Linked DNA regions of Homo sapiens: region 1 is linked to region 2. Evidence: chromatin contacts called from ENCODE Hi-C data. All regions are on one chromosome and are shown on one strand. The core of a region is the stretch at or near the end of the contact, and the rest is flanking DNA. Distances in the headings are between cores, read along the strand shown. Region 1 holds the start of MRPL16 (mitochondrial ribosomal protein L16). Region 2 holds the start of CLP1 (cleavage factor polyribonucleotide kinase subunit 1).

Region 1 (4,411 bases), core at 628-3,127, 2.2 Mb before region 2:
TTCCAGATTGTCTGGGCTATTCAGGGTCTTTTGTGGTTCCAAATGAATTTAAGGGTTGTTTTTCCTATTTCTGTGAAAAATGGCATTGGAATTTTGATAGGGATTGCACTGGATCCGTAGATTGCACTTTTTGGCTCTTTTGAAATAAACAATAAGGTAGAAGTTTTGGGGTACCAAAAGACTTAGAGACCAATCAAACCGTGATTTTAGTGCCACTTCATTTTTCACTCAAAACAATATTGCACAATATTCAACTTGAGGACTAAGCTCTGATTTTTTATCTTGCCCAAATTCCTACCTAAGGGAATCATGCCCTACAAACCATAAATTCTCATCATATAGGTTTTATTTTACCCTATATATTGTGACTTACTTTTCAACATGACTCTGGCATAACATTATGAGACAAAGAAAAAAATATTTAACCCCAAAATATATTTCTTTGCCATATCTTGAAATTGCCCTGCAAAGTCTCTTGCGGGAAAAATCCATTTCTATAGGTATTCTCTTTCCCCTTTGTTTTCCTTCCTTCCTTCCCAGATCCAGGAGACAATCAACTAAGAGCCAGGCATATTTTTTTTTCTCTGTCTTGCCCAGTCTGGAGTCTGGAGTGCAGTGGCGTGATCTCGGCTCACTGCAACCTCCGCCTCCTAGGTTCAAGTGATTCTCCTGCCTCAGCTTCCCGAGTAGCTGGGATTACAGGCACCCGCCACCACGTCCAGCTAATTTTTTGTATTTTTAGTGGAGACGGGGTTTCACCATGTTGGTCAGGCTGGTCTTGAACTCCTGACCTCAGGTAATCTGCCCGCTTTGGCCTCCCAAAGTGCTGGGATTACAGGCGTGAACCACTGCGCCCGGCCTCCAGGCACCCTTTAAGTCAGATAAAAAAACAATTTACAACAGTCTTTCTCTAAAGTCTGCTATCTAAGAGCTTCCTCTGCATAATAAAACTTGGTCTCTACAATCATTTATGTTTAACCTGAACATTCCTTTCTATCCATCCCAGGTCTTTGGACAAACTCAACCAATTGTCAACCAGAAAATGTTTACATTTACCTATAGCCTAGAAGCCCACCTTGACTTGTCCCGCCTTTCTGAACCAAACCAATGTATTTCTTAAATGCATTTGATTGATGTCTCATGCCCCTCTAATATGTATAAAGCCAAGCTGCACTTCTACCACCTTGGGCACATGTTCTCAGGACCCCCTGAGGGCTGTGTCACAGGCCATGGTTGCTCATATTTGGCTCAGAATAAATCTCTTCCAATATCTTACAGAATTTCACTCTTTTCATCAACAATATTGTTCATTCACTGAGATCTCTGGAATCACAGACTGTGCTCAAATTCTGATGGTACTGTTTTCCTGTTGTATGACCCAGAACAAGTTAAATTATTTCACCCTCAGGATGGAATCTGCAAAATAAGTATAATGACTTATCTCACAGATTCGTTGGCAGGACTAACGAATGAGGTACTCAATGACACATTGCAATTGCCCTATACATGTTAAACCATTGCTAAATCTGGTATTCTCCTAATGTCTTTGAGGGGTCCCCTAGAAAATCATCTCAAAGGCTGTGAATCGTAAGGGACCACCTTGCTAAGCAACCGGCAGGCACTAACAGTTGTACTCCGCAGAAAAATAAATAAATAAAACAAAAGACTCCCCGCCCCGCCGCCCTCTTCTTCTGGGGAAAGACTGGAGATTGGAAGGAGAACCCTAGAGAGCCAACAGGGCCCCTGGGCGTGGCTGGGCGGACGGCGCCTTTGACCGCAGGAACTCAACCTCCCCCGGAACTCAACCCCCGTCGCTCGAGTTTCTTTCGCTTCCGTCGGGACTCTGCGGAGTGGACCCGAGTGAACACAACTTCCGGCCCCACTGAGCGGTGTCCTGAGCCGATTACAGCTAGGTAGTGGAGCGCCGCTGCTTACCTGGGTGCAGGAGACAGCCGGAGTCGCTGGGGGAGCTCCGCGCCGCCGGACGCCCGTGACCATGTGGAGGCTGCTGGCTCGCGCTAGTGCGCCGCTCCTGCGGGTGCCCTTGTCAGGTCAGAAGTCCCTTTTGGTTCCTAAAGACTTTACCCCTCTTCCTCCCCCACCCTCCAGTGCTTTTTCTCCCTAACCCAAAAGGCGGCTCTGCATATGCTTGGTGAAGCACTGGTTAGGAACTACGCTATCGCACCGCCGACCTCCACCGTAGGGGTTCGTGCAAGAGGGTCACAGCTGCGTCTGGGAGTCGGCGCCCAGAGATCCCGGCTGGCCTTTTGCGGAGCCTGAGCCTTTGAGTCCATTTAGTGGAATCCGCATCCCACACCTCAAGACTCCTCCGGCGGAAGTACTTTTGGGCGGGCGCGGTGGCTCACGCCTTTAATAGCAGCACTTTGGGAGGCCGAGGCGGGCGAATCACTTGAGGTCAGTAGTTTGAAACCAGCCTGGCCAACATGGTGAAACCCTGTCTCTACTGAAAATACAAAAAAAATTAGCTGGGCGTGGTGGTGGGCGACTGTAATCCCAGCTAGTCCGGAGGCTGAGGCAGGAGAATCTCTTGAACCCGGGAGGCGGAGGTTGCAGTGAGCCGAGATCGCGCCACTGCACTGGATCCTGGGCGACAGAGTAAGACTCCGTCTCAAAAAAATAAAATAAATAAAAATAAGAAGTAGTACCTTTGGCCCAGGTTGTATCGGGGTCCCGGCCTGTTACCTTCGTCGTTTAACTTGATTTGTCTTTGTAGATTCCTGGGCACTCCTCCCCGCCAGTGCTGGCGTAAAGACACTGCTCCCAGTACCAAGTTTTGAAGGTGAGAGCTTGTCTTTCTCCTGTTCGTAAATCTTTTCTCTGATGGAAACCAGGAGCGGGTGGGAGATGACATAGGAATGTTCTCGTGTTTCCCATCCCCGTTCACTCTTTCAATAAATATGTTTTTAGAGCTTACAGTTTTGCCAACTAATATTCTGAGCACTAGAAATAAATCAAAGACAAAGGAAACCAAAAAAGTTCCTTGCTCTTACGGAGCAGCGTCTAATGAGATAGCTCCCCTAAAACCTCCCACTGGTGTGTGTCCCATGGTCCACTCAGCCAGTAGTCATTGGCCTGAAATCTGGATTTTTGAGCGGGCATGGTGGCTCACGCCTGTAATCACAGCACTTTAGGAGGCGGAGGCGGGTGGATCACTTGAGGCCAGGAGTTGGAGACCAGCCTGCCAACCTGGTGAAACCCCATCTCTACTAAAAATACAAAAAATTAGCTGGGCGTGGTAGTTTACACCTGTAATCCCAGCTACTCAGGAGGCCACTGCACTCCAGCCTGGGCAACAGAGTGAGACTCTGTCTCAAAAGAAAAAAAAAACCTGAACTTTTGATGTTCTTTCCAAATAAGTTTACATATATGCAGTCATCTAACGATATGTGAAAAAGCTTTAATTTGTTAAATTTAAGCCACAATATCGTAAAACTAGTTTACTTTTTAAAAAAGAAATATACTGGAACCCTCAAAAAAAATGAATAGGGTCTGTACATCTGAGGGTCTTCTGTACAGAATTGTTAAACCACGTTTTGAAAGTACATTTTGACTTGTAGGTGAAAGAAAGCATTACTAAGATTCTCTGTAGCTACATATAGAAGTTGAGGGGCAGCTTCTGAAACTCTGATAGTAATAATTTGGTATTTCCTCAAACTCTTCTATTTTGTATTTGTCTCCATTATAAAGCCATACTTGGTTCATTTAAGAAATTTTTAAAAATGATTTGTATGTTAACTTTTTTCCCCAAATCGTCAAGTAAGGATGATAAAGAAGATGTCACATGTCTGGCCTGAAGTTTTGCCCACCCACCAAAACCTGGCACACTGACCTGTGCAGGTCTCAGCATGAAAAGTCCCTGCATATATGAGAGAAAGAGCATTGATCAAAGGATTCCTAGGTTGTAAGTTTCTCAACAAGAATGTGGCAGAGCTGGAGAACTTAGATATTTTTATGTACAATATAGTATTCTTCCACTACCCCCATTAACATCCAGAGAGGCAGGGAAATATATGTATATATTTTTGTGACATGGTATGTAGCTTTGCTGTTGAACTGGATGGCATAGACCAGATTATAAAGTGTTTTTAGCCCTCGGGTTCCTCTTCTATAAAATGGAGATTAAAAATACTACCTGCCTAATATCCTGTTTGTTGATCTGGGTAATAGTGGTGTGTGTTCATGTGTTCACTTTCTGGTAATTCACTGAGCTGTATATTTTTAATTTGGCCCTTTGATATAGCTGTGTTAAACTTTGACAAGTTTAAAATTTTTAAAAAGAGAGCCCTGAAAGAATACCAAGGCTATAAAGTTATTTTAAAGATTAAGTGAACTAGTGGTTTCCAAACAATCCCTGTTACAGTGTTAAGCACAGAGTTGGTGATTAATAAGT
Region 2 (5,006 bases), core at 1,197-3,696:
TTGCCTTTCTAAAGTAATGCAGCAGAAATACCAGCTGAGAAAATGCAGTGTTAACTAGTAAACTTCTCCAGTTTCCTACCCTGATAGCAGCCCTTCCCTCCACCCCACCTTTCTCTGGCTCTGACCTTATTATAAAGCTTGATGTTAGTGCCAGGAGTGGTGGAACCAAAATGATACACCAGAGGGGCCTGGATAGAGAAACCCTCTTCGACATCTGCAGGCCGCTCGATGTAGAGGGCCCCCATGGTACCAGGGATGGACACAGAACCCTGGCCCACATCCAGCTCCACATAAGTGGGACGGCGGCCCAAACGCACTGCGTAGTTGAGCAGAAGGCGACACACTGTAGACTTGCCCACATCAGTGGGGCCCACTACCATCACTCGGGGACCTCGCTCTTCTTCCTTTTCCGCTTGCCTCCGCATCTGTTCCAAGGCTGTGTGAGTGTTGAGGTAAAGCAACATAGGAGTGTCCTTGGAGACATAAGCCACCTCAGTGCGGCCGCTCAGTTGCACAGAACAGCCATGCCAAGTGAAAACAGCCACCTTGGCACCAGCATCAAAGGTGAATTTCTTGTTTCGGGTCAGCTCTGTGCCAAAGATCTCTGCCATGCCAGTCAACAACTCCAACTGAACTGACTGAGATGCCTCCACCTCAAAGCGAAGTTCTGTTTCTCGCTCTAGTTCAAATTTAGTGGTTGGCTTCTTGTCATCATTAGCCTCTTCTCCCATCTCTTCTGTGTAGCTGCTGTGCCTAGAACACAAATTAAATATCAGATCTAATTATAAGTCAGTCTTCTGTTACAAAAACATCCAATGGGGCCAGGCATGGTGGCTCACGCCTGTAATCCCAGCACTTTGGGAAGCCGAGGTGGCTGGATCACTTGAGGTCAGGAGTTCAAGACTAGCCTGGCCAACATGGTGAAACCCTGTCTCTACTAAACATACAAAAAAAAAATTAGCCGGGCATGGTGGAGGGTGCCTGTAATCCCAGCTCTTTGGGAGGCCAAGGCAGGAGAATCGCTTGAACCCAGGTGGCAGAGGCTGCAGTGACCCGAGATTGTGCCACTGCATGCTAGCCTGGGCAACAGAGCAAGACTCCATCTCAAAAAAAAAAAAAAAAATCATCCAATGGGCCAGGCACAGTGGCTTAGGCCTGTAATTTCAGCACTTTGGGGCGCTGAGTTGGGCAGATCCCCTGAGCTCAGAAGTACAAGACCAGCCTGGGCAACATGGTGAAACCCCGTCTGTAGAAAAAATGCAAATATTGGCCAGGCCTGGTGGCTCACGCCTGTAATCCCAGCACTTTGGGAGGCCAAGGTGGGTGGATCACCTGAGGTCAGGAGTTCAAGACCAGCTTGGCCAACATGGTGAAATCTCAGTATTTACTAAAAAATACAAAAATTAGCCAGGCATAATGGTGGGCGCCTGTAGTCCCAGCTACTCAGGAGACTGAGTCAGGAGAATCGCTTGAACCCAGGAGGTGGAGGTTGCAGGGTTGCAGTGAGGCGAGATCATGCCACTGTACTCCCGCCTGGGTGACAGACCAAGGCTCTGTCTCAAAAAAAAATAAAATAAAATAAACAAATAAATAAATAAATAATAAAAACATACAATGAATGTTTCCCCTTACCTTGCTTTAATTCTCTCCATATTTCTTATCACCATCGGTCTCACTATATATTGTGTCTTCCCCGCCTCCTCCACCCCAAAATGTAAGACTTAGGCATTTTTGTTTGATACTATATACTGCTTAGAATACAGCTTGACAGACTGTAGGCACCTCAATACATTGAGTGAATTAATGTCTCAGACATCAGAGAAAAACCATACCTACAGACTGACAGAAGATTTAATTATATCACCCTCCATCACTCTATTGGTAAACTCCAAACTTGAGAAGGTAACAGATGCCCTGACCCCAATCATCCTAGTCAACAGGAAAGGGCGTCTGAAATACGGATGCAAAGCAGAGCACACCGGGTCTGAACTCAGAAAACAGCCTAATCCTCGTCTCTGTAACTACTAGTAGTGTCTTTAGACAATCACTTAACTTCTCTGAACCTTTGAAGCTGTCGACTGGAAGCACTTACACTTCCTCAAATACAGTGTTGTTCTTGGGGTTTACAGGAATTGTGGGAGGAAAAAAAAGCACTTCGTAAACTAGAAAACGGCAAGGAAACGATATGAATTATTTCTGATCCTGGACTGCAGCTCTAGCTCCAGCATTTGTCCCAACCTTCCCAGACACCAAAATCTCCCCAAGACACCAAAATCTCCCCAGACACCAAAATGTCCCCAGACCCCAAGGAGGTGACAGTTGTGTTCCTGCCCTTTTTTTAACTCACCTGCGCAGCCAGGAGCCCAACAGGTAAACTCAGAAGGTCCTCCCGTGCAGAATTTAAACCAAACTACAAGCGGTTCTTGCCCGGACCCACGCCGGAAACAAACGCAGTTCCGCACTTGCGCTGTGAAAGGACACGCGGTCGCGCGCTGCCCTTTGGGATGTGTAGTTTGCCGGAGCAGCCGAGAGCGGGTGCACTCGCTAAGCCGCTCGGCCTTCTGGGAGTTGTAGTCAAAGGATTGTTTTGAACGTGACGCCAAAGGTGGGAGGGGCGGCTGTTGTCATTATTCGTGCAGCCGGAGGGAGGGGTGAGGAGGCGTGGCGGTTGCGCCCCCGCGCTGGGCAGGGACAGGTCGAGGGACCAGGCTTCGGCAGTGCGCGTCCGCGGCGGGAATCTCGCCCCAGATTTCCTGCTCCCCTGCAGCCCAGGAAACAGAAGGGAGGCCCGGGAGAAAGAGAGACTCACTGTCTCGGTCTAGGTCCCGCGACGGCCTGCTTGCCTGGACAAGCCACGAAGCACAAAATCCTTTTTAGGCAGGGGGAAACCCAGGGATAGAGAAAGCGGAGGAAGACAGCCTGACAGAGGTTTCACCAAGCTGTCATCTCCCACCTGACACAGTGCTTGGCACATGGAAGGCATTTCAAATTTTTTTTCTTTAATAAAAGAATAAAAATCCGATGATTTCTTCCAGCTACAAGTCAGTCATTACCCAACAACCTCTCTCCCACTAAACGAGGATTTTTGTTAGGCACTCATTTCCCTCCATAAATCCCTGACAGTTACAGGTCAGTCATTTGCCCCGCAGCCAACAGGTTCCACCACGTCTATAATCCTCTTTTTACTACCTTGGGCTTTGGAATCTTATATTATTTGCTATACTGCTTACATTACTGTGTGACTTTGAGCAAATCACAGGCTTCATCTCTCTGAGATCGTTTTTTTTTTTCTTTTTGTTTTTGAGACAGGGTCTCACTCTCTCGCCCAGGTTGGAGTACAGTGCCGCGAACATGGCTCACTGCAGCCTCGACCTCCTGGGCTCAAGCGTGATATCGTTTTTTGTCTGCAAAGTTGGGATAATAACAGTGCCCAACCTCCTAAAGTTGTTTTGACGATTGCAGGAATGTGCCTGTAAAGTACTAAGTACAATGCCTGTAATATAGAAAAAAATCTGATATCAGCTTTTACGTTTTTATTATAGGCTGGGGCGGAAGGGGCTATAATATCATTCATTCGTGCAATACTTAACATTTTTCAGATCCCTTTCAGGCATCTTCTTTCACAGCCACCCTGTAAAGACAGCTTTATTATATCCAATTTCAGATGGGGGAGGAGACTCAGATAGGTGCAGAGGTTTGCCCAAACATTAACAGCCATTGGTAGAGCTAGGACTCAAACCCAGAGTTTCTGAGTCCGGTTATAATAATAGTAAACATTTAGGCCAGGCGCGGTGGCTCACGCCTGCAGTCTCAGCACTTTGGGAGGCCGAGACGGGCGGATCACCTGAGGTCAGGAGTTCGAGACCAGCCTGACCAACATGGTGAAACCCCATCTATACTAAAAATACAAAAATTAGCTAGGCGTGGTGGCGGGCGCCTGTAATCCCGGCTACTTGGGAGGCTGAGGCAGGAGAATCGCTTGAACCGGGGAGGCGGAGGTTGCAGTGAACTGAGATCACGCCACTGCACACCAGCCTAGGCAACAGAGTGAGACTCTGTCTCACAAAAAAAATCACATTTAAGGCAGGGCGTGGTGGCTCACGCCTGTAATCCCAGCACTTTGGGAGGCCGAGGTGGGTGGATCACGAGGTCAGGAGATCGAGACCATCCTGGCTAACATAGTGAAACCCCGTCTCGACTAAAAATACAAAAAAATTAGCTGGGCGTGGTGGCAGGCGCCTGTAGTCCCAGCTACTAGGGAGGCTGAGGCAGGAGAATGGCCTGACCCCGGGAGGCGGAGCTTGCAGTGAGCTGAGATCCTGCCACTGCACTCCAGCCTGGGCGACAGCGCGAGACTCTGTCTCAAAAAAACAAAAACAAAAAACAAAAAACCACATTTATATACTGTTATATGCCAGATACTGGTCTATGGACTTTTCAGGTGTAAATTCATTTAATCGTAGCCAGAATCCTATGCAGTAGGTACTATAATTGTCATCTCCACTTTACAGGTGAGTACTTTTTTCAGTCCGGCTCACGTAGTTAATTCATATTGAGGAGACTGGGAAGATTTTCTGGTTCGCCAGAAAGATTTTCTCCTGCTGGCCCTACTTAGCAGCACTCCCCAAGCAGTGCCATCCTCACTTATCACTTCTGAGTTTTTCTTTGATGGTTTGCTTTAATTATTTCATTCATTGAACATATATGCATTAGCTTTTTTTTTTTTTTTTTTTTTTTTGAGATGAGGTTTTGCTCTGTTGCCCAGGCTGGAGTGAAGTGGTGCAATTTCAGCTCACTGCAACCTCTGCCTCCTGGGTTCAAGTGATTCTCCTGCCTCAGCCTCCCAAGTAGCTTGGATTACAGGCGTGTGTCACCACGCCCAGGTAATTTTTGTATTTTTAGTAGAGATGGGGTTTTCACCATGTTGGTCAGGCTGACCTCAAACTTCTGACCTCAAGTGATCTGCCCATCTCCGCCTCCCAAAGTGCTGAGAACACAGGCGTGAG

Evidence for each region. A loop is a pair of places that touch in the nucleus more often than their neighbours do. Pooled maps may share reads with other maps.
Region 1: a pooled map shows a loop between it and region 2 (15-fold over the local background). The contact joins the promoter of MRPL16 here to the promoter of CLP1 in region 2. A Hi-C loop is called at or near these places in 2 of 37 single-sample maps with no recorded cell type and 7 of 50 pooled maps.

What each region holds. Positions count from the first base shown.
Region 1 is chr11:59,808,244-59,812,654 of GRCh38, reverse strand. MRPL16 (mitochondrial ribosomal protein L16) reads left to right here and starts at 1,877. Exons shown (of 4, transcript NM_017840.4): 1 at 1,877-2,051; 2 at 2,735-2,800. The coding sequence starts at 1,997. RefSeq lists an enhancer at 1,664-1,883.
Region 2 is chr11:57,655,202-57,660,207 of GRCh38, reverse strand. It overlaps CLP1 (cleavage factor polyribonucleotide kinase subunit 1), which reads right to left and starts at 2,446. Exons shown (of 3, transcript NM_006831.3): 1 at 2,348-2,446; 2 at 126-753. The coding sequence starts at 731. RefSeq lists an enhancer at 2,803-2,972.